Regions from separate parts of the Homo sapiens genome. Here region 1 is linked to region 2. A link is a loop called in an ENCODE intact Hi-C map of the cell type or tissue named here. Cell type or tissue: psoas muscle. All regions are shown on one strand.

Region 1 (2,500 bases), 70 kb after region 2:
AGATACCATTTTTATATTAAAATATTTGAAAGAATCCACAGGAAAACTTTCAAAGACCACTGATGGGTAGCTAGATTAGAGGTGATTTTTAGCTTCTACTTCATACTCTTCTATAGATGTCTGAAAATCTTACAATGAGCAGGTATTATTAATAATCATATAAAATTACAAAGCAGCTGGGCAGGTTGGCTCATGCCTGTGATCCCACCACTTTGGGAGGCCAAGGCAGGCAGGTCACCTGAGGTCAGGAGTTCAAGACTAGCCTGGCCAACATAGTGAAACCCTGTCTCTACTAAAAATACAAAACTTGGCCAGGCATGGTGGCATGCACCTGTAATCCCAGATACTCAGGAGGCTCAGGTGGGAGAACTGCTTGAACCCAGGAGGTGGAGGCTGCAGTGACCAGAGATCATGCCACTGCACTCCAGCCTAGACGACAGAGCAAGACCCCATCTCAAAAAAATAATAATAATAAAATAAAAATAAAAAATAAAATTATAAAGCTATTTCTTCTTTAGAAAATTACTCAATAATTTAAAAAATTTTTAAATGTCAAATACCTTGTTTTGCTTCAACATTGAATAAAACTATTCTTACTTAATTCCTTAAAAAGTGTTAATTACTGTGAATATTTGTTAGTAAAATGTAAAATCTGAGCCTGAAACTTCATAAATAAATATAGAAAAGTCAAGTACTCTACTAAAATCAGAGAAAATTCTTACATTTCTCCAAAAGGTTAAGTCAGAATAAGTCAATCCTATACAACCAAATCCGAAAGTCACATTGTGCTCACTGTGACTCTGAAACAGCACAGAACCCTAATCGCAGCATCAAACCAGAGTTTTCAAAGAGCTAAGGGAGTAATAGTGCCATAATCCTATAGCTTGAGGGTCTCTCAGGACATCTTGAGCCATAATGCCATGAATCCTTTTATCTAAACTTCAAGACAGCATATTTCTGTGTGTTATTGTTTATTTTCATGTGTTAATATCTCACCTCTCCAACTATAGACTACTATGCCTGATACAAATTTCTGTCACAAAATCAATGGGAGCTTTTGACCTCTACCTGCAGGGGACTATAGGCCAGCATTAAGTGATTCAGAATTATAACAATATACCTTTTTTAGTCAGATCAATCTCTATTTGTTCTTCTAATTCCATAACAAAATTCTAAAAGCACTGGACTGTATACGGAAAAAAATTCTAAAATCAAACTGAAATAACAATCTATTTGACACATACTTTTGTCAGAGTATACTCATTTTTTCTGTTGTCAGCACAGTCTTTCACTACTATTCAATTACTCACAGCAATGAGTAAATACAAGTTATAGATACAGCAAATTGTTCTTATTTATTATAAATTCTTATTCACCCAAGGAGGGTGAAGAGAATTCCCAGGACAGAAAAAGCAAGCTGGAAGATTAAAGAATTACTTAGGTAGTTCAATAAATATTGATTTGATTTCATTTTGGGAGAAGCAATTCTATGGTCTCATAAGAAACAGAGTCAGTGCTATTTATGAGATATATCTACATCTACATATCTTTCTATTAATTTTTTATTAATCTATGCAGCTTAATTGAAAACTAGAGGACAAAATGGTATATTAAGCGATCACATTATCAGTCAGGCGTGGTGGCTCATCCCAGCACTTTGGGAGGCTAAGGCAGGAGGAGAGCTTAAAGCCAGAAGGTCAAGACTAGCCTGGGCGACATAGTGAGATCCTGTCTCTACAAAATAAAAAAATTAGCCAAGCATAGTCACATGTGCCTGTAGTCTCAACTACTCAGGAGGCTGAAGCAGGAGGAGCACTTGAGCCCAGGGGGTCGTGAGTTGTGATCATGCCACTGGACTCCAGCCTAGGCAACACAGAGGGAGAGAAGAAAAAAAAAAAAAGGGGGGGGCCAGGCGCAGTGGCTCACGCCTATAATCCCAGCACTTTGGGAGGCCGAGGCGGGCGGATTACCAGCTCAAGAGATTGAGACCATCCTGGCTAACATGGTGAAGCCCCATCTCTACTAAAAATACAAAAAATTAGCTGGGTGTGGTGGCACGTGCCTGTAGTCCCAGCTACTCAGGAGGCTGAGGCAGGAGAATCGCTTGGACCAGGGAGGCAGAGGTTGCAGTGAGCCAAGATCGCGCCACTGCACTCCAGCGTGGGCTACAGGGCAAGACTCAGTCTCAAAAAAAAAAAAAACAAAACCCGGCCGGGCACGGTAGCTCATGCCTGTGATCCTAGCACTTTGGGAGGCCAAGGCAGGTGGATCACAAGGTCAGGAGTTTGAGACCGGCCTGACCAATATGGTGAAACCCCATCTTTACTAAAAATACAAAAATTAGCTGGATCTGCTGGCACATGCCTGTAGTCCCAGCTGTTCTGGAGGCTGAAGCAGGAGAATCGCTTGAACCTGGGAGGCAGAGGTTGCAGTGAGCCTAGATCACGCCACCGCACTCCAGCCTGGGCGATAGAGCGAGACTCGGTCTCAAAAAAAAAAA
Region 2 (2,500 bases):
TTTTGAACATAGACCTTTATAAGACATGATGACAGCTTAAAAGAATCCTATGTCTTTTAATGGATCCTAAAGCCCTGGAACCAGGACTGGCAAACTTTTTCTACAAAGGACTAGATGGTAAATATTTTAAGTTTCATGGGCCATATAAGTTTCTGTCACAACTACCCACCTCTGCCACTGTAGTGTGAAAGCAGCCATTGAAAATACCCTGAGCCAGGCCCAGTGGCTCACACCTGTAATCCCAGCACTTTGGGAGGCCAAGGTGGGTGGATTACTTAAGCTCCAGAGTTCAAGACCAGTAAATGGCAAGACCAGTTCAAGGCCAACACGGTGAAAACCCGTCTCTACCCAAAATACAAAAACTAGCCAGGTGTGCTGGCACACACCTGTAGTCCCAGCTACTTAGAAGGCTAAGGTGGGTGGATGGCTTGAGCCCAGGAGGCCAAGGTTGTAGTGAGCTGTGATAGCGCCACTGCACTCCAGCACAGGTGACAGAGCCAGACCCTGACTCAAAACAATAAAAATAAAAAAATAAAAAATAAATAGAAAATATTGAATAAGCATGGTTGTGTTCTAGTAAAATTTTCAGTAACAATAACAGTAAAATTTGAATTTCACATAATTTTCATGTATCATGAAATATTATTTTGATTTTTTTCCCAACAAACTAAAAATTTCAAAATCATCCTTAGCTCATGAGCCCATACAAAAAAATGAACAATGGGAAAGACCTGGCCTGGGTGAGTTTGCCAACCTTTCCCTAGAAAGAAGAGTGAGAAGAAATGATCTAAGAAACAAATTTCTGAAAAGCTATGCAAAGCTAGGAAAAATATATGCAGTTTCATTTTTACATATATGAAACGCCTTGGTAACCTATTTTCAAAAATCTGTTTTGTAGAGATGGGGGTCTCACTATGTTGCCCAGGTGGGTCTCAAATTCCTGGGCTCAAGCAATCTTCCCACCTCAGCCTCCCAAAGTGCTGGGATTACAAGCATGTGCCACCACACCTACCCTTCAAAATTCCTTTGCTCCAAGAAAGTTACAAGAATAAATCCCAATTAACTTTGCTATTGCTAACTATTCTAGAACCAGTATGCTGACACCAAAACAAATTCTCCTCACCTACATTTTATAAAGATATCAAGAGGTGGAAATAAAAAGTACTATGATAATGAATATGCTATTTTTCCCATAAAAATATAAGTATCTTGATAGCCAATTCATTTTACCCTAAAACAATTCGAGATCCTGCTGTGTTCATAATGTGCTCATTTGTGGGCTCAGCAATGTAGGTTTCTGATTTCCATTTATATCAACTGATAAAACTTCTTTATCCGTTAAGAAAAGAATAGAAAAGAGGCTAGCTTTATACTTGATATTTTGTCCCTAAATATTTAGCTTTCCAAGACAGCTAGGCAGACATGTAAATGGCAATGGTTCTTCCCTGACCTAATCTACCCTCTCTCATCCACATTTCCCTGTTAGGGCCCCTACCCTGCTAAAGAGGTTCATCGAAAGGATACTAATGTGACAGCTCAGCAATCATCTCTGAGAGAAGACTGATGGCAGCATTAAGTGTTCTCAAATATTTTTAAATAGTCAAGAAGTTTAAAATATTCTGAAAGGGAGTCCTTTCCCCAAATTTTTAGAGTTTTTAAATCACTTAGAATCAGATAACCATTGTTCTTTCTTGTGGTATATGCAAACTAGAAAACTCAAGTTAAAACATGAGTTACATAATTTGATTATTGATTTATCAGTAACATCAAAGCATATTTGAAAAACAGATTGACAACCAAAACAATGAGCCCAATTTTGGAGGAAAACACTTCTATTATTTAACTTAAGTTTTACTAAGTATATTTTGGAAATAACCTATACGAAATAAAATATTCAAGTAAGAAATTCCCTAGATGTATGCAATTATATTAATTTTTTTCATGAGGTTAAGGTTATTTATTTTTTATGGATGCATAATAGATGTACATAGTTTTAGGGTATGTGTGATAATTTAATACATTCATATAATCTGTAACGATCAAATCAGTGTACTTGGGATATCCACATCTTAAACATTTGTCTTTTCTTCATGCTAGAACCATTCCAATTCTCTTCTACCTATTTTGAAATACAGTACAAGCTATAGTCATCCTACTGAAGATCTTAAATCCTTTGAAAGAATAATTACCTTTTTGAACAGAGAACCAATTTCAAAATAGTGTGCACACACTTCAACTTTAGTGGTAAGTATCTGTATTACTAGGATTTATTACTGGAATTAGGGTGGGGTTCTTTAACATAAACCAAACTTGGGAATTATACGATTAATGAAGAGACTAAACATTTATTTTGTTATTAATACTATTTATCAGCCAGGCGTGGTGGCTCACACACGTAATCCCAGCACTTTGGGAGGCCAAGGCGGGCAGATCACCTGAGGTCAGGAGTTTGAGACCAGCCTGGCGAACATGGTGAAACCCCATCTCTACTAAAAATACA

Evidence for each region. Hi-C counts contacts between places; a loop is a spot of excess contacts. Peaks named below come from ENCODE experiments on the same cell type or tissue, not always from the same donor. Only the 100,000 strongest peaks of a DNase experiment are listed, where the experiment ranks them.
Region 1: a loop joins it to region 2, with 2.1 times the contacts of the local background. A loop is called at or near these places in 8 of 110 quality-filtered maps.

The regions. Positions count from the first base shown.
Region 1 is chr3:170,173,737-170,176,236 of GRCh38, forward strand. The region is part of intron 2 of PHC3 (polyhomeotic homolog 3); the gene reads right to left. Among named protein-coding and RNA genes, the nearest start is that of PHC3, 6.7 kb to the right of the region's middle. In psoas muscle, no CTCF peak of the experiment used is centred here; no DNase peak of the experiment used is centred here.
Region 2 is chr3:170,103,559-170,106,058 of GRCh38, forward strand. All of the region lies in intron 12 of PHC3 (polyhomeotic homolog 3), which reads right to left. LOC105374209 (a long non-coding RNA gene) reads left to right here. Exons shown (of 3, transcript XR_924699.3): 1 at 1-117; 2 at 2,098-2,244. Among named protein-coding and RNA genes, the nearest start is that of GPR160, 67 kb to the left of the region's middle. In psoas muscle, no CTCF peak of the experiment used is centred here; no DNase peak of the experiment used is centred here.